Linked DNA regions of Mus musculus: all the other regions are linked to region 1. A link is a loop called in an ENCODE intact Hi-C map of the cell type or tissue named here. Cell type or tissue: heart. All regions are shown on one strand. Links, peaks and the distances in the headings refer to the core of each region. The heading gives the core; the rest is flanking DNA. Region 1 overlaps Kyat3 (kynurenine aminotransferase 3). Region 2 holds the start of Gbp3 (guanylate binding protein 3). Region 3 holds the start of Pkn2 (protein kinase N2).

Region 1 (6,545 bases), core at 967-5,966:
CACCCACATGGAAGATTTTGTAACTCCAGTTCCAGAGTTCTGACACCCTCTTCTGGGAAGTATCAATCAATGTATGTGATACATACACATGCATGCAGACAAAACACTCAGATGCATAAAAAATTAAAAAAAAGATGTCGTAAAAAGAAGAAATAGGCTCATTGCATATGCCAGAGTTAAGATGAGGTCACTAGGGTGGGCTCACATCTGCTTTGATGTGTTGGCTCCTCATTTAAGGGGACATCTGGGCACCCAGTGTGGAGGCCTTGACAGAGGCTAAAGTCATGGCTCTCCAAGTCAGGAATGCCAAAACCCCCCATGGAAACCACTGAAAAGCCAGAGAACGTAAGACTCTTCCTTCCTTCAGTAGGAAGGAAGGTCTCTATTAAAGTGATGTCAGCCTTTTGGCCTCCAAAGGCAATGAAGAGAAGAAAACAAAATGAAGCAAAAACAAACTAAACCTCCCATTGCGTAAGCACTTGCTTTGCTCACGCACTGGGGAAATCAGTTGACGGGTGAGAAGTAGGTGAGAAGCCACTGGTCACTCACAGAGGTTAGGTTGGAACGTTGCAGGTCCAGAGCCCAGTTTCAATTTCTCTCAGGTTATTTTCAGCCCCCTTGAGGGACTCAGTGTCTATTCTAATGTATTTATGGCTAATGTACAAAAATCCTTTGAATGGTATAATAGATCACTAGCTTTGCCAACCGAAAGGCTGAGTGTCACAGATAAGAATAGAGACCCCCCCCCAACACATGCGCACGCACGCACCTTGCTTTAACCTCCCTACCTAATGTCTTCACCAACATATTTTAAAACTGGCTTGATTCATGACTATCTTTGTTCATTACCACAAAAGCTCCATCAGACTGTTAACACACTGGAACATGGAATTTGGGTGTTCCCGTGCTCCTGAACAACGGCAACTCATATTTGGCCCCAGAATAAGCAATCTCCCTTCGCTTTGACCAAGGTCATAAGATGCTCTTCGCACACCAGACTCAACGGCAGAGGTAAATAGTGGTTGTGTAAAACTTACTTCCTAGAGAGCAGCTAAAGGTCTGGTGTGAATTTTGAACACAGCCAAGCATGTGGAGTGCATTTGTTCATCAGTGAGATTTCAGGTGTTGCATATTCACGAGCTGTGTCTTATACAAAGCTGCTGAAATCACAAGCTACTTAATCTTTCCTCAGCTTGAAGGGAAGGGTGCCTCTCTAGAGCTTCAACACACGGTGGCGGTGGCGAGCGAGTTTAGCAAAGATAAGGAAAACTGTCAACAAAGCTAGTTCCAAAGATGAAAGGAATTACAACCCGGGCGCCCAATACAGGAAGCTACAGCTGTACACATTTTAAGGACTTAACCCACAGGATTTAATGCTTGTAGGTTGGATGAGACGGGTACAGAAAAAGCCTCACAAACAAGGGGATGAAGCTGAGGGAAACGAGGCTGTCAAATCCAGACAGTAGAAGTCATTAATCAAGTCTTTACCCAGCGCAGCCAAGGTGACTAGAGGGCAAGAAAGGCCTAAAATAGCAAAAGCAGAGCTGTATACAATGTATGATTCTGTATTCTTCTAGAAGAACCCTGAATACTACACACACACACACACACACACACACACACACACACTCACACTATTGTATTTTAATTTTACTTATTTGTGTATATTTTGATGTCCCAGTGCCCACAGCCACAGCACTTAGGACTCCTTCATTCCTTATCACTAATAATACTTCATAATGTCTCTCGTTTCGTTTAAAACACACTGGAAATGCCATACTATCTCCCAACCTATGCCATGGCTTCTTTTGTGAAGTACACAGCTGTCACTCGGGCTTCTGTGCAACCCGGCACTCTCAGGACTTCACTGGGACATTACCAAGGGCCGAGGCTTCCCCTGGCACATCAGATGCCCTCAACAGCCCAAAGCTATCAGACCTCTTATTTGCATGAGTTGCAGACTAAATCTGCATGCAGTCTTTTGGTATAAAGGAGAATGATAAGAAGGTTGGCGCTTCTGTTGGAAGTGCAGAGGGGCGCTCCAGCACACAGGGAAGAGACCTCGAGCCCACAGGTTTTGTTTCATCTCTGTCCCCACCTACTCTACTTTCCTTCCCAAGACACAAAGTAACCTCCCCCACCCCACGCCCAAATTCACTCTCAGGGAGGGACATTAAGCCCCAGGAATCTCCAGGGAAATGAAAACTAAAATCAGGAGACATCATAATGAATCCATTAAGATGTTTGTAGACAGCAAGTGTTGCGGACAGGGATGTGGGCCACTGGCTACTGCTCAGGCCTCATGGGATGTAATGGGGTCCAGGCAGTTTGGGAAATGTTTTGGAAGTGACCTAAAAACTAAACATAATTTAAATATAGTTAAAAGTAAAGCAGACATCTCACTGTGAGGTGTTTACAAGAGAACGGAAAACCTCATCTAATAAATCAAGGCACAGGGACCCTTCACACAGTTTATGCACAGAAATCTAAACCTAGAAACAACACAAAGCTTCTCAAAGGGGGAAAAGAGAAGGAAGCAACGGCCAATCTACAACCTGAAGTAGCACTCAACGGCAAGGAGGGAGAAACCACCGACATGCTACACTTAAAATCATTGTATGTATATAAAAAAAACCCTCCTATAAAATACAAAGGCGAACTAATCCGTAATGACAAAGAACAAATCAAAGGACTGGGTTATAGCTCAGTGGAGGAGTGTTTGCTTTGAGTGTGCAGGCTCTGGGTTCAATTTACAGCTCCACAAGGTAAGCCATGAGCTACAGACAAACACAAGGCCCGCTGCCACGGGGTTACGGGGATGCTGTGTGGTTGCTTGTGGCTGGTTTTTCACGGATCGTTTTCTAGCAAACGATCAATTGAGTTGTCAGTCTTCACTGTAGTTTGTTGCATCTAGACTTGATTTGAAAAGGTTGTCAGGGTGTTCTGAGACCACGCCTCCTTTTTCTCTCTGGAAAGAACGGAAGTTCCTCAAGTAAAGATAAACAAAATGATCTCACAGATAGGAGCTTCCCAGATAGGAGCTCCGTATTCAGGAAACCAGGTGGATTACTATGTTTGGCCACTAGATGGCAGCACCAACACAGACTGCTCCTGCCATGATGGAAAAACTGAATGTAAAATTCAGCCGGACCTCTGAACTAAGATTTAAGGATGAGGCAATTACTCCAGATACAAAGGTCTGAGAATCTAACGGAAACCTCTAAGCAACACATACTCGGTTTCTCTATTTTATACACTATTATTTCTAAGCTGGGTTTCGTGGCTGTCCTGTATTCCCAACAGTACTGGAGGCTGGAGATAAGGAATCATTACAAAGTTGAGGTCAGCCTGGTCTATATAGTGCCTGTCTCAAACTACAAATAAGCAGGCAGGCAGGCAGGCAGGCAGGCAGGCATGGTGATGCATACCTGTAAGCCAAGAACTTGAGAGGCAGAGGCAGGAGGAAGCCAGCCGGAGCTACCTAGCAAGCTCTAGGTCAGACTCCCTTACAGGAAACCCTGTCTGAAAAACCGCACCAAACCAAATCAACCAGCCAAAAAAATGAACATTTTGAATGTGATGTGTTCAGCTTCTCTTGACTGAACTCATGAGTGATCCTGTGTTGGGAGCCATTAAGGCAACACTATTGTCCTGATCTCTGAATTGGGCCTCTCCCCCCGAGAAGAAAAGAGGGTCAAAAGTGGGCCACCGGATGCACCGCTCCAAGAAAGTCAGCGCCGGATGTCCTGACCTCAAGATACCCTGATACCGCCAAGTTCCTGCTTCCCCGCGTAACTGCCTAAGAATGTGCAATTCTATTGCCCCCCCTCCCACTGATAAATACTTCTCCTTTTGCTTGTATTACCCCATCCCTCTCGCTGATAAGTATCTGTACTTCCCCGTTTCCTTGTGCAATTCTACTGCCCCATCCTTCCTGCTGAAAGGCACTTCCCCCTTTGCTTGTGTATTTAAACCTTGGGCCTGGCTAATACATTTTGGGGGTCTTGATACAACTTCAGAACGGATTCCGTGTCGTTACTCGTACAAGACCCTCGTCTCTCTCTACCCCCCATTTGGTTATTAGGAGGAGGTCCCCTCGAGATCCTCGAATAACTGGACCTGCTGGACGGGTCAATCCTGACTCTCCGAGAGATGGTGTGTTAGAGGAAAATCTTACACATACCTCAACAGGAAGCCAGGCACGGGCGGCACACCCTCCCAGGACCGGTCCTAGGAGCGCAGTGGGTGTGAACTGCGCTGGACCTTCCTAAACTGAAGGCAAACAGGTATCTATCAAAGCCTGTTGCTGCACGTTTGGCTGACTTCAGTCTGTGGAGAAAGTAGTTTGCCTTTCCATGCATTGCGTATTTCATACACACCTGTGCCCACTGGCTTCTCTGAACTCATGGCAGCTGGAGACACAGCTAAGCCCTGGAGGTTTCCCAGATGCTGGGGGTGGGGCGAGGTACAGCTTGGCATGCTGTGCAGTGGTCCACACGTGCAACTCCAGTGTTCACCTTCTGCGTCTCACCTAACACCCACATGACTATCAGACAACACTCCTAACCTGTACCCCTAACCTGAGTGAACCCCTGTCTCTATCAACCTTGAAGCTAACAGTGAGACGGCACCTGAACTCCACAGGTAACCAAAATAATAAATAATAATAAATGGCAGCTCTGTTGGCTTCCCCTTCTTGATGACCTAAGTGATGGCTATTGTTGTTAAGTGTCACCTCTGACATGCAGGATATCAGATATGACTCCTGTGAAAGGGTCACAACCCGTAGGTTGAGAAACACTGAATTAGGTGAACTGGAGGTCATCGACCTGCACTTTTGGACTTTTGGTCACAGCAATAGCCTTTGCTAAACAAAAAGGTTTGCACTTCAGCATGGCAGAGCCAGGCACGGTGAGTAAGGTACCCAACTTTGGGCAAGTGAATACACCTGTCACACATTCTCATTTGGAACACAGAGAAACTCATATTCAAACTCATATTTTGTGACCGTAGACTAAGAACGGCCACCACGATGAGCCACGAGCGACAAGCAGGCAGGTGCTCAAAGAACCAGAGTTCTGGCCAGTGATGAGACTCACTCCCTCAGCCCACATCACAGAATTACACCCCCCACTAAGACTCACTCCCTCAGCCCACATCACAGAACTACACCTCCCACTGAGATACTAAAAGTCCCTGGGAAATTGCATAATTTTTAACCAACGTGAGAAAATACATGCAATATTGGGTCTGTGACAAGCAATACCTACGGCAGAAGTGCAGAGTCCGAGGACTTTCGAAGAAGAGTAAATTGTCTTTATGGGCTTTGATCTGCAGCCAAGGGAGATGAGTCTCCTCTGGGCCAAAAGCATGCTAGAGAAAAGAGACATTGAAAGAGGAGTCAATGAGCGTTCGCTGCACCATTGCAAGATCCCCGTGGGTGGCTGAGAGAACACAAGCGCATATACACCTTAAATGTTGATGAGGGGTTTCAGGTATATATACACGGTATAAAAAATGCTTCAGACTTCTCGCCCTCACTATGCTATGCTGTATTTAGACTTCAAGGTTCAGAGCATTAGACGTTAAACCGTGCTAATAATGAGTGTGGGGCTCCTAGGACATCTTGTGGGGACTCACGTCTCTCCTTTAACCGTGTGAGTTCTAGACACCCTCCTCAGTGTGTCAAGCTTAACAGCAAGCATATTTAGCTACAGAACTTCACATCTTTGGCAACTATACTAGCTTTCTTCCTGGCCTCTTTTCCTTTTGGATTTCCTTTCTATTATTTATTATCCATTTCTGGAATCACCTGAAAGCTCCTCTTCTTCGTCTTATAGAGACCCTCACTCAAACTTTAGGTGGAGAGAGAGTCCAAACTGGAGATCTCCTTGGATCCTACCAGGGACCAACCTCGGCTTGGAGAGGGGTCCTGAGAGAAGGGGTGTCTGGGAGCTGCAAAAACAAACCACTCGCAGTCAATTCGTGAGTGCAAGCTGGTGGCCTATGCTCTGCTGGAGCCAGCTTTCCAGACTGCTTTCTCTCTGTTTTGCTTTCTTTTCTTCTCTGGAGAGCTGCAGAAAGCTAGCTAGCTCTCTCTCTCTCTCTCCTGCTTGAGACACTTCTCTCAACAGTACTCTCTTGCTATTCTAAAAAAATTCTCTGGATAGCTCATTTCTTGCAGTTCATAAGCCCAGTCTTTTATTTTACATATCAATCTAGTCACTTCAGGTTTCCTTTTGATTCCTATGAATCAGTAGCCCATCACCCTAGCTCCTTAATTCGTAGGAGACAGCAAGCACACATTTTCTTTTAATATTGTATAAGGATTCAGAAATCTGACTCTGTTAAACACAGGTGATCAGATAAATGGGTTGGAGTCCATCCTGAAATTACCATTTCTATACTACCCCTGGGCCTAACCCTGCTCAGTCCTAGGCTGACCTTGAACTCAGGAATCTCCCTGCCTCTGTATTTTTCTGACAAGCTGGATCATTAATGCAGCTGCCTTTGTTCCTCTAGATTCTTGAATCACTCATAATTCA
Region 2 (6,545 bases), core at 998-5,997, 150 kb after region 1:
AAAGGTGAGAGGAAAACAGAAAAGGGTCACAGCAGGAAGACCAGGGCTAGTAGAGTATTGACACTGTGTCAAGGAAAGGGGTTGCTGTCATTCATTTCAGCAAGGACAATCAGTTTAGTTTGTATATAACAGATGCTTTCAAGAAACACTTGGTAAAGATTTCTTGCCTCATTCTTGCAACTCCTCAAAGTAGACTGTGTTATAGAATTAGTTTAGACTCTATTTATTAGTTGGAGTTTTTGATCTGAGTTCAAAGATGTTCAAAGACATGGGGTTCAGCAATTGAGGAACAGCAGCAAATGGTCACATAAGTGGCCTGAGTTCCCTCGGCTTTGACCCTGGTGAGCTTTAGCGTGCCCAGGGCCTAGTGCTGCACATCTGGTCACAGTTCCCTTCATGTAGTTCCAGCCAATGTTTCTCTTGCCACATGTCGGCACTCACTCCTTACCTGCTTCTTTCAAACAAGGAGCTTAGTTCCTACCTGGTCATTCCTGCTGCCTCTCCCTAGACATTTGCTCACACATGCTGGTTCCCTTTGCCCTACAATGCCACTGTGAACTGAACCATCATGCCCTCCCATTACTCCATGACTGGGTGCTAGAGTTTAGATCTAGAATATCAACCAAAGGCTGATGAATTCAAGGCTTGCTCCACACAATGATGAAGGGACTCCTTGTGGAAACTTTTAAGAGGCAAGGCCAAGTGGAGGTCTTCAGGTATGCCTTTGAAGAACACTGGAGAAGGCTGTGTCTCTTTGATATTGTTGGTGTCGTTACTGTTGCTTTCTTAATGCCTGACTGGAAATTAACAGAGCAGCACAGCTCTGCCATAGGCTTCCTGCTCATCTGTGCTGCCTTTCCCACCAGGTCCATAAGCACTGGGGCCAGTTATGGAGGACTTGAATCCTCCAAGCACTGCCAATCAAAACAAACGTGTGTCATCACCAATGTTTTCGCTCATGCATTTGGCATGATGATGGACAGCTGGCTGGTGTAGTGGGCTCCTATCTCCTGCCAGGTCCCTCATGGGCACATTAGATTTATTCATTTTTTGATGCCCCTTCCTCTGAGGAATGGTAGGGACCAGGAGGAGAGATAAGAAATGAGAAAAAGAAAGATTATGGGGATGAAGCTTGGGAGGGGAGAGCAGCTCAAATGTATTATATCCATGCATGAAAATGGCCATATGTAACACAATAGAGCAAAATAAAGCTTTAAAAAGGTTTGACAGGAAATACAAACAACACCCTCCCCACATCCTCACCCCACACCCTGACAGGATGATAGTCCAGTTTGGATGTAGGATATATAAGGACCATATTACACATCCTTCAGCCTATCTATTTTTCAATAGAACAGGTGGAACAATAGTCATACTTGAAATGTGCTTGTGGCTTGGGCAAAGGTACAGAAGGGAGAATGGATGCTTTTGGTTCAGCTGCTGATCAGGCCAGAATAGCGGAGATCAAAAGGAAAGCTGAGGCAAGTCTTTTGATGAAGTTGGGAAACTATTAATACTCAGAAAAACTTAATTTTCCCCCATGGGTTAAGAAATTATAAATTTTATGACAAGAAGGGGAATTTTCACTTGTGAGAGGTGCTGGTATTCTGTCTGGAGTCCACCCCCACATATACCTAGCAACAGCCAGGTCTGCTCCTCCCCATGGCTACCTGGTAACAGCCAGGTAGGCCTGGCCCTATAAAAGGGACTGCTTGGTCTCTCTCTCTCTCTCTCTCTCTCTCTCTCTCTCTCTCTCTCTCTCTCTCTCTCCTTTCTCTTGCCTCTTGTCCCCTTACTCCCCCTTTCTTCCCATTCCCTTCTCCCCTCTCTCCATGTGACCATGGCCAGCCTCTACTTCTCTCCTCTCTCCTCTCTACCTTTCTCTGCCTCTACTACCCTCTTAACTCCCCTTCCCATGCCCCGAATAAACTGTATTCTACACTATACTGTTGTGTGGCTGGTCTCTCAGGGAGAAGGGATGCCTCGGCATGGGCCCACAGAGTCCCCCACCTTCCCCCACACCCCACCAGAACGTATTCTTATATTCTTTATCTTTTTATGACCACAGCAAGAGGGATCAGACTTTTCCACGAGATCACCCTAGAAAAGTGTGCTCAGCTCTACATTAGTCCAAGGAAATTATCCCTATACACCCCAAGGACACTCACCATGGTTCCGTCCTGCAAGACGATTCATGAGGTAGGACTTCCCTGTACGATATAAACCAACAATGGCCACCACCACCAGAGGCTGTGCTATCTGCTCAAGAATCCTTATGGCTTCCAGATTTACTGTCAGCTGATTTTTCCAATTTTCCACCAGACAAATGGGTGCCTCCATGGTCCACTCGGAAGCTGCAGAACCCTGTAACCCAGAACAGTCGCTCACTGAAATATGGGATCTTAAAATCGTCTGTTGTCATCACCCAAGGCAGACACATGTCGGTTTTTGTTTGCGCAACACGTATCTCAAGTTCTGTATGTTTCTAAAGTGGGAAATGAACTCAGCCTTCCCAAACCTGTTACAGTATTTCTCATAGAATATATCACGATTCTTCTTTGAACTATGAAAAGTATTCTCCGGCTTCTTAAAAAATAACATGAGAAAGCCAACAACACTGATGTCTGAGACTGAGAGCACTCGGGTTTTGCAGCGGGTGAGGCAAAAACGCACGTGGCAAAGTTGCAAAGTGGGTAGAAAGGTTTCCTGGCATTCTGAGAGAATTTGAAGTCTGTTTCAGTATGAGAAGTTTGCCGGGTGTGTGTTGGGCACTGCCTTAGGTGGCTGTTATCAAAGAATAAACTAAATGAGTGCAATTTCCTACCTTGGTGAGCCTCTGTTCAAATGGGAGAGAAAACGAAGCAGAAAATGAACACACACACACACACACACACACACACACACACACACACACGTGCCCGTGCGCCCACACACGCCTTAGAATAAAGTAAGTATAGAGCGAGGTAGGGACATTGGAGGTTGAATTCAGATAAATAAAACAGGGACTGACTCCAGCAAAATAAGATAAAATGAAGCCTCTTAGTGACACCTTTGAGGACAGATGTCTGCTATCAAGAAAACATTGCGGACACAAGGAAGCAAACTGGGGGAAGCTACCCTACAAGAGGCTGCAGTACTACTGAGTTTGGCTCCTGGGTACCAGGCTCTCACCACCAAGGATGGGCCTTGGTCATTGTCTCCCAAGCCAGAGGGGTTATTGAATGAAGACCCAAGAAAAGCAGTACATGCACGCTTGGCCCGCCAGGTGGCGCTCTGCAAATGGCCACAAGACCCTGTGAGGTCTGCAGCTTGCACTGGCTTGCCCACCAGGGTGAGTCTGCCACCCCAGAATGGAGATGTCCTGGCAATTTCGCCGGCAGCGTCTGTTGAGAGAAACACATGTGGTTACTCACCCAGGCACTGGCTCTGTAACAGGGACAGTCCTCAGCCAACTTAGTTCTTTCCCTGAGCTTCCTACTGCTCCAGGCTCCTTGGAGCAGCCACTGTTAGAAGTGGCAAAGTAACAGCCGCCCAAACACAAATTGAGATAAAAGGAACTGAAATCGAAACCATGCTCCTTGCTTGATGACTCAGTCAGTCGTTGAGGGCTTGAACAAAATAACAGAATTTGTGACCTCAGCTGAGCTGAGGAATTTCCCAGATCCCCCCGAACTTTCTGCAGTTATCACCCCGCCACATCTTGCAGATTGAGACTTTTTTTCTTTCCTACAGTGTGTTCCATCACCGATGCAAAAAAAAAAAAAAAAAAAAGGAGAAAACAGAATCACACTTGGCACACAAGTCTGTCTGTAGTACTCACCAGGGAACACTACTAATCAATGATTGTCATTGCGTTTTCTGGGTCCCCTGCCCTCTTGGATTTAGACTGCAGTCTAAATCAGCAGTGTGGCCTCCTCCTTTCCCTCCACACATTTCAGAGGAAATGCTCCCTCAGATGCAGCAGGAGAAAATAGCAGTCATTATACAACCTGAACTCAGGCTGTGAATTCGAGCCAAAGGCGACGACTGGACTTCCCCCCAGCAGAAAAGCCCTTTCTCCTCCCTTTCTTGTGTTTTCCAGGGATCTGGGAAATAGAAACTGAAACTGTGTCCTGACATGAACCAGCTTTGTTTAGGGAGTCAAAGATGATTGCTCAAGCCCTGGGTATCCTAGCCTTTTTGTTAAAGGAAAACAAGTCCCCAGTTTCCTTAAAGTGCATATCTGCTGTCAGCTCCCTGTTAGAGTCTTTAACCAAAGTGTTATAAAGATGGTGAACTATAGAGATGGCCACTGTTTACAGTGCAGCTTGCTTGGCAAGAACAATGCATGATTCAGTCAGGTCTGTCAGTAGAGCTAACAACTCTGGGCTGTTCCTTCTCTACTCTGACTGACAGGAAGTTCCCAGTATGCTTTGCCTGTCTTTCTGGGGATGTCTCAAACTACTCTCTTTCTTTGTTTGCCATTTGTCCAACACAAGTGTTCATTCCTAATCTACAAATCCAAACTTCCAAATCCTCCCAATACTGATTTTTTTTTGAGTTCTGACATAAAATCACAAGTAAAAAAAATCTGTTCTATAAAAGTTTCCTGCTTTCATGAATTATTTAAAATATTGTCTATGTGAACTGGCCATGGAAGTGGAGGCAGGGGAACCATTCTGAGCTATATATTAAGCTTGAGGCTAGCCTGGGCTACATGAAAATTTTGTCTCAAAATATATATACAATATGTGGGACGGGGTTCATGTATGCTAAGTTGGCTGTGCTCAGACTACTTCATGTACTTCATGTATAGACTACTTTCAAATAATTCATGCAAAAAGCAAACTTTCAACATTAAAAACAAGACATAGACAGACTGACTTTTCAGTTAATAGAGTTCCAGGTGAGCTACAACAGATATGCTTTTATTATTAACTGCTACAAGTTATCATTAACTATCCTTTAAGGCTGGTTAGGTTGAAGTCCTTATATAATACATATGAGTATCAATTTGTGCTTTATTCCTTCCTTGATCATAAGAAAAAACTATATCTCCCTACTGGACCGACAAGTGAGTGAAAGGTACAGAGTTACCCATGGCATTCATATTCTCACTAGTCCAGCTATTCCATCCTTACATCCCACAGTGAGAAACAGAAGGGTCATATACAAATTGCTCCATTCAACTGATTACACAAGGACATGGGGAGGGGAGTTAAGAGAGTAGCAGAGGCAGAGAAAGGCATAGAGAAGGAAAGAGTAGAGAAGTAGAAGCTGGCCACCAGTCAGAAAGGCTAAGATCAAAAATTCAGGTGACTGCAGATGCTGGCAAGGATGTGGAGAAAGGGGAACACTCCTCCATTGCTGGTGGGATTGCAAGGTTGTACAACCACTCTGGAAATCAGTCTGGCGGTTCCTCAGAAAATTGGACATAGTACTACCAGAACATCCAGCAATACCTCTCCTGGGCATATACCCAGAATATTCTCCAACTTGTAATAAGGACACATGTTCCACTATGTTCATAGCAGCCTTATTTATAATAGCCAGAAGCTGGAAAGAACCCTAATGTCCCTCAACAGAGGAATGGATACAGAAAATGTGGTACATTTACACAATGGAGTACTACTCAGAAATTAAAAACAACTAATTTATGAAATTCTTAGGCAAATGGATGGATCTGGAGGATATCATCCTGAGTGAGGTAACCCAATCACAAAAGAACACACATGATATGCACTCACTGAAAAGCAGATATTAGCCCAGAAACTTGGAATACCCAAGATACAATTTGTAAAACACATGAAACTCAAGAAGAAAGAAGACCAAAGTGTGGATACTTTGTTCCTTCTTAGAATGGGGAACAAAACACCCATGGAAGGAGTTACAGAGACAAAGTTCGGAGCTGAGATGGAAGGAAGGACCATCCAGAGACTACTCTACCTGGGGATCCATCCCACAAACAACTCCAAAACCATATACTATTGCATATGCCAACAAGATTGTGCTGACAGGACCCTGATATAGCTCTCTCTTGTGAGGTTATGCCAGTACCTGGCAAATACAGAAGTGAATGCTTGCAGTCATCTATTGGATGGAACACAGGGCCCCCAATGAAGGAGCTAGAGAAAGTACCAAAGGAGCTGAAGGAGTCAGCAACACTATAGGAGGAACAATATGAACTAACCAGTACCCCCGCCTCCCAGCTGTGTCTCTAGTTACATATGTAGCAGAGCCCTTGGTCTTGCTAAAATTGTATGCCCCAGTACAGGGGAATGCCAGGGCCAGGAAGCAGGAGTGGGTAAGTTGGGGAGCAGGACAGGGGGAGGGTATAGGGGACTTTTGGAGAGAAAACTAGGAAAGCGGATAGCATTTGAAATGTAAATGAAGAGAATATCTAATAAAAATAAAATAAAATAAATAAATAAGAATTAGAAAAAAATTAGAAAGAGGTGATGGCGAATCAGGAATAGGGTTGTTGTATCTGGCTGCTTCATGCTGACATTGGGGCAACATGTCTCTGGGAAACCCAGAAGAATGGGTACAGGGGATGTTTGTCCAGT
Region 3 (6,545 bases), core at 867-5,866, 170 kb before region 1:
AATAAAGTGAACTGTACTTAGGCTTTTCTAAGAACACTTATAAGCAGGGCTGAAACACACCTGAACACAACACTTCTGGATCAAAGTGATAAGCATTTCCATTACAACTTTTTAAGCATGCACCCCTCTGATAAGTGTGATTCACTTTTGACTATCTTCCCCCATCCCCACCTACACACACACACACACACACACACACACACACAGAGAGACACAGAGAGAGAGAGACAGACAGACAGACAGAGACAGACAGAGAGAGAGAATGAATGAATGAGACTGACTGTGAGCTGAGTGGTAGCTTTTAGCCTAAGCTAATTTGCTTTCCAACTATGATCCTGCAGGTCTTCTGTCTTCCCTTTGGGTTGTACTAGTTTCCCCAACACAACTAATTTCAGAAAAATGTCCTATACTATTAAAGACCTGTGCACTTGTTTACACTTGCAGATGATTTGTAACATTAAACTTTTATACTGGTTTTAACACTAGGACTATGAAAGATTGAAGTCTTTTCCTATGGTACCTGTCTGAGGGTCATAAGGCTCTTTGAATTCAGTTTATGAAGATTCTATTTTAAAGCACAGTGCAGATTAAAACCAGCCCAGGCGGCAAATGGAATGCCAGTTCTAAGACTTAGTTCTTTTCCTACATCACTTAGTACAAGTACTATTTCCTTCCCAATTAGCTAAACTGGGGTTTATTATTTTGTACTTACTGTGAGAGCTAGGCTACATGTTTGTCTCCTAGGTTCAAAATTCCATGCTGCTGAAATGTGAACATTTTCTCTTTAGACCTTAATTTGTTTTTCTAAAGAACACTCGTTTTTCTCTTTATATCTAAATTTGTTTTTCTAAAGAAATCTTATTGTGTTTCTATTTGTCTAGCATCTATGTAACCCTTGCTGGTCTGGAACTCATTATGTAGAGCAGGCTGGCCACAAGCTCACAGACTTCTGCCAGCTGCTGCCTCCCAATTGCTGGGATTCAAGGAGTGTACCATCACACCTGGCATTGCACAAATACTTCTTAATAGTTAGCCACTTGTTATGTATATATGAAGTTTCTCATCTCTTTCCTGGAGAAAAGTAAATTATAAAAAAAGAAAAAGAAAAACATATCAATAGGAATCTAGTGACCCACTTTAAATGGTAAGTTTTGTTGTGTATACTTTACAGTAAAAATCATACTACCACTTTGTACCTACCATTTAAAATTGTAATAGTGTTTTTGGACACAACACTGCTTCCTCAAGAGGACTCCCCACTTACTTGTTATAGACTCTTTCTTAAGACTACTCATAACTCCAGGGCCTAACTCTCTCTGTTAGTTACTAGGGAAGGTAATCATATAACTTGGCTTCTCCCAATGTTGTTAGTTCCTTGTTGCTTCCTTGATTAATAAGCCTCCATTTTAATAGCAGGAGTTAAAAATGTTACTCACACTATAGTAAGTATGAAGACAAAGTAATGTGTCTCAGATTTACAGCTCTGCCATTCTTGAAGCAACGGTTAATTACAAGCCAATTCCAGCTCTAGCAAAGTATTTCACACTCTGCAGTATGATGAAACTGGATGCGTGTTTACAAATATTTCACTTAAGCTATAAGCAGTTTCTAGAGTGAAACAGTATTCCTAAGACGACACTTGGCGAAGTAACAGTGTTCATCCATTAAACGCATTCTAAAGTTGATTATGTAACTTAATAATTAAGGCACTTGTTGCTTTTATCATTTTCAGCCCAGGCAATTCATTAAACATATAAATAGTAAAACTTTTGAAGTACAGAACGGAAAAGTTTTGCCAGTATATTGTGAGCCGGAGTCACAGAACTCTAGATTTTCAATGATTTCTGACTTCAATGATTTCTGAGACTCTTGGAGAAAAATCTGCAGGAGCCTGCATCAATGTCCCATGAAAGGTAAAGTGCTTCTCAGACTTGTAGCTACCCACCTGAAACCTGCCATACTCACCTAAATAGCCATCACCACTTTGTCCACATTGCTTTGAACCAGCTATATTAGATGCACTTAATCTTCAGAACCCCAAGGGAAGCGTTTACCGAGAGTGTCCACTCATTGATTAGACAAAAAAAGTATCTGTTGATACTTGTGATACATAAGTGTTACTTGTAGAAGTCCATTTTCCCACAAGTTACACTATGTTACTAAGTAGACTGTGCTACTAAGTAGCTAATTCCGATAGGCTGCTAAGTAGCTAGTTAAGGCTCACTACTAAGTAGACTCTGCAACTAAGTAGTTAGTTCTCATTTATACCTCCCCAAGTAAAGTCGGCTTTGGCTCCTTCCCGACGCTGATTCTGCCTCATCTCTTTCCATTAAACTTACGTTGAAAAAAAAAAAATCAACAAATGAGCTAAGTCAGCTTTGAGCTCAGTAGTTTTCTAGTCCCAACCACAGAGTTCAGGGTAGCGCTCGAGGAAAAGGCAGCCCGTGGGGACTGCTCGGAGCAGAGGCTGGCGCCCTGACCACGCCCACTTCTCCCAAGGGCCTCTTCCGCCCGGGTTTGGCTCGCGGTGCACCTTACTGGTGGCGACGTCGCGCGAGCCAAAGGCGAGAGGTGGACACGCTTCGGCAGGTGGGGGAGGGAGGAAGCGACAGCTCGGGGTGGGCGGGCGGGAGGGCGCGGCTCCCCAGCAGGGAGGGCCGAAGCGAGGCTCAATCTGCGGCCGGCCGGAGGCCAGACCTAGCGTTCGCGCAGAGCCGTTAAGCGCAGCCGCGGTGGGTGTGGTCTGCTCGCTCGACTTCCCGCCTCCCGGCGACGCGAGCCCGGGGCCTTTCGCCTCCCTGTCATCCGGGCCCGCCCAGAGTCCGCCCCGCCCCGCGCGCCTGGCCCTGGGGTCCCCGCCAACCCTCCTTGGCTTCCCAGAGCCCGCCCAGCAGGGGGCGGGGCCCCGCGGCAGTCACGTGCGCCGGCAGCCGCCAAGCGCGGCCGCTTTTGCGACGCGGTGACAGCCAAATGGTGCGACAGGAGGAGCTGCCGCCGCGGCCGCTGCGCCCCGCACCGAGAGCTCCGAGTCGGCTCCCGGCGTCGCCCTGAGGGAGCGGCTGAGGGAACAGAGTCCGGCGGGCGGCGGCGGGCGGCGAGGGGAGCCGCGCCGCGAGGGCCCTCGCTCCCCGCCGCTCTCCATGAGCCGCGCCTGCAAGCCGGGCCGCGCCTCCATGACTCCCTAGCTGCCGCTTTCTCTCCGGTCCTCGCCCCCCGCCCGGCTCTCCCGTCCCGCCTTCTCCCTCGGCCGCGCCGCTGGGCGCCTTCAGGTGCGGAGGCCCGAGCGGAGCGCCATGGCGTCCAACCCCGACCGGGGGGAGATCCTCCTCACCGAGCTGCAGGTAAGGGCCGCGGCCCTGCGGGAGCGCCGCCCGGGGAACCCGGGAGGGGAAGGCGGCCGCGGGGTCGGGGTCGGGGACGCTGCGCGGCGCGGCGCGCCCCTGGCCCGCTAGGTGTGGAAACTCGCGGGGTGTCAGGCCGGAGCCGCCTCTCCGCCCCGGGACCCGGTCTCCCGCGCGCGCTCTCGGAGGCCACCGGGCGGCGGGACCCCGTCCCCGCGGGCGGGGCCGCTTACTCGCTCGGGTCCCCTCCGGGTGTCACCGCCCCGCCCTCCCCCCAGCCCCGCTCCCTAACTCCTTTGAATGACTCCCAGGCTGTGGGCGGTTCCCTCCCTTTCCCCTCCGACCGCACAAAGAGCGCCCCCCGAACTTGAGCCCCCGAGGGCTCGCTCCGAAGTGATGGCCTTGCGCTGCCAGCCGCCTTCAGGTGACCGCGAGCCCGTAGCGTGATCTGCGGGCCGCGTCTCTCTCCCAACTTTTCCTTTTGAACTCCGTGAGAGAGAGAGAGGTGGTCCCTCGGATGGCTCTCCCTGCTCACATCCGGAAGTTCAAATATTGATGCTTCCCCCCCCCCCCCACCGCCCCAGACTTTCATTTTCCCTCCGGTTTGGACACAAGAGAGAGAGAGAGAGAGAGAGAGAGAGAGAGAGAGCGCTACAGAAGTTGTTTACAAACCAGAGAACTGTTCATTAAGTGAAAACGTTAGGCAGCACATGTCCGCAGAAGATAACAAAATAGATGGCGTAATTAGTGTAGTCGGTGTCGAAGCAATATTATTCTTTCCTATTCCCAGCTAAATAAAGTAAGCCACGATTTTTGTTTTGAGATCTCTATGGAGTAGGAGACTTTAAGTTTATCCTGTTGGTTACTTTTTCATTACTTTGGAGTATTCAAGAGATGTTTACATCTGGATTAAAATTTTGTCTCTAAACTGGGTTTGTTTTGTTTTAATGTATTGATATTTTGGCTACTCAAAGATTAGAGGTGAGAACGGAGACACTTGCATTTCTTTTGAATGCATTAGAGGGTTGATTTTTTTTTTTTAATTACTAGTTGCTTCAATGTTTAAATTTCTTTTTGAAATGCATTTCTTTCTAAAGCTCATTATAAGCCTGGTATATTCAGGCAATCAGATGTAAGTTTAAACACATTGCTATGATATTTGCAATATCTTAAAAATTACAGACTTCAGCAGGGTACACTAGTGCACTACTGCACTTGTGGAATCCTTTGGAAAAGTAAAGTTGAATTTCCTGTCACTTGAAAATGCCACTATATAACCTTTTAACTACAGTTAGCTTTTAGTGAGCAGCTCTTCACAACACTCATTTGCTAACTGAATAGATCCTTTTTAAAAAATGTACATGCTTCTAAAAGTAAGCATGTACTTTTGGTCTTAAATTTTTTTTGAAATAGCATATAATGCCTTATTTTGAAATATGAAAAGCACACGTTGATTTTGATGAGAAAATGCCATTAAAATGGCAGCATTTTTTCCTTTTTTTTTTTTTTTTTAATCAATGGTGTTAGAATTATAAAGTGTATGGCATCCTTATATTTTCTGGGGGTTGGCATAAATGGCACTTATTTTGGCATTGTAACGGAAAGCATTTTATTGTTATATTTAGGACCTTTTTATTAGTAAGGTCAATTTTAGCAGTAATGAGCAGTTAAAGAATGATAAAAGCCTTTAAATATGACAATTTAAAAAGTGGAATCAAAGGAACACCCAATGCAGTTATGTTTTATAAAAAGTATAGCTTCCTCTAAAAACTAGTTTTACCAAGTGGTACTTTAATAATAACTTTTACATTGTCATTATCTATCAAGGACATTTTTCTTTGTTTATTGTATTCTCAGTTCTAATAAAAGTTATTGCATTTAAAGTTTATTATGTTTACTAAAATATTTATATTGTTTCCTATCATCACTTAAGATACATGGCCATAAATTTACACCTCTTAATAAATCTACACTTATTTCGTCTAGTCATGAAAATGTACGTTGACTTGCTATTTGCCAAAAGTTTACTCAAAGAGTCATTTTTTTAAATCTTCTAAATTGTTTGAATTTATTTAGATGGAAAATTAGCTCTTAATGATTTTCTGGCAAACACACTGTTTAGTAGGTAACCAGTTGTAAGATGTGTTTAGTGGCTGAACACTGTTACTTCACCATCTCTTGTCTTAATATTGTTTCCCTCTAGATACTGATTACAATGTCAATGACATATTTATTTATTTATTCAGTTTCATTTTTTAATCTTACTGCAGAATTTGAAATACTTTGCTAGAACTAGAATTGACTTGTTAATAACCTTTGCTTCTAGAAAGGCAACTTTGTAAATCTGAAACACATTATTTTGTTTTCATCCTTACTATAATGTGTCTGTGAGTATCATTTTTAACTCTCACTGATAAGGTGGAGGCTTATTAAACAAGAAAGCATTAATAGGGTGCACATTAACTTTGTTAGCCAGAGACTTGAAGCCTTAAGGAAGAATATTTGTTATAATAAAAACAAAAACAGGCTGTTAAAAATTTAAACAGTTTCTAGCTTGTATATAATAATATTCCTACTTTTTAAAATTTGAATCTTAGCAGGAAACTTATTTTTGTGAGACAAACAACAACAAAAAAAACCCTAAATTTTATTTCTAAGAAAACTGGGATTAATGAAAAGTATCAAGAATCTCCAGACGACTATATTACTTCAAGAAAACACAGAACCAAATATTGAGTAGAAGAAACTATTTAAAATAATTTTGTTGATACTGTTGATTCATCTCCTTTATCCGAGTTCCTAAAGTGTTTGTTTGGGTAAAGGAAGTTTACTCAAGAGAAAAGTTATGGTAGGTAGTTACCTTACATTACAGATGTCCATGTCCTTTGAATACCTGCAGGACTTTGAATATCTGCAGGACCTAAACATGACAGGGTGATTTTTACTTTCTAGAATAGCACAATCACATTTGTACTGGTAGAGAGTTTTATGAAAGTGCAAATAGCAGTATTTGCTACATACCAGACATTGCTCTTAGGTATCTTTTATACCTATTTGACATTCACAAAGATCTAGTAGGGTAAGATATGTTGCTTTTATTTTATGAATTAGGAAACTAAGCTCAAGAGAATTAAGTTGTCAGGCGTGGTGGCACATGTCATTAGTTCCAGCACTCAGAGGGAGAAGCATAGAGAGTGCTCTGAG

Evidence for each region. A loop is a pair of places that touch in the nucleus more often than their neighbours do. Peaks named below come from ENCODE experiments on the same cell type or tissue, not always from the same donor. Only the 100,000 strongest peaks of a DNase experiment are listed, where the experiment ranks them.
Region 2: it touches region 1 in a loop (2.4-fold over the local background); 5 of 42 quality-filtered maps call a loop at or near these places.
Region 3: a loop joins it to region 1, with 2.5 times the contacts of the local background. A loop is called at or near these places in 1 of 42 quality-filtered maps.

Annotation. Positions count from the first base shown.
Region 1 is chr3:142,705,517-142,712,061 of GRCm38, reverse strand. It overlaps Kyat3 (kynurenine aminotransferase 3), which reads right to left. Exons shown (of 14, transcript NM_001293560.1): 2 at 5,271-5,373. The coding sequence starts at 5,372. Among named protein-coding and RNA genes, the nearest start is that of Kyat3, 7.7 kb to the right of the region's middle. In heart, for the core only: CTCF peaks have their summits at 1,221 and 3,079 (motif pointing right); DNase peaks (open chromatin) are centred at 3,071 and 3,681; H3K27ac peaks cover 224 bases.
Region 2 is chr3:142,557,559-142,564,103 of GRCm38, reverse strand. Gbp3 (guanylate binding protein 3) reads right to left here and starts at 3,748. Exons shown (of 11, transcript NM_001289493.2): 1 at 3,414-3,748; 2 at 2,169-2,364. The coding sequence starts at 2,340. In heart, for the core only: a CTCF peak has its summit at 3,289 (motif pointing right); DNase peaks (open chromatin) are centred at 3,303 and 4,033; H3K4me3 peaks cover 1,193 bases; H3K27ac peaks cover 249 bases.
Region 3 is chr3:142,878,407-142,884,951 of GRCm38, reverse strand. It overlaps Pkn2 (protein kinase N2), which reads left to right and starts at 2,948. Exons shown (of 22, transcript NM_178654.4): 1 at 2,948-3,341. The coding sequence starts at 3,294. It overlaps 9530052C20Rik (RIKEN cDNA 9530052C20 gene), which reads right to left and starts at 2,457. Exons shown (of 2, transcript NR_152127.1): 1 at 1,966-2,457. In heart, for the core only: a CTCF peak has its summit at 2,912 (motif pointing right); a DNase peak (open chromatin) is centred at 2,831; H3K4me3 peaks cover 3,023 bases; H3K27ac peaks cover 2,617 bases.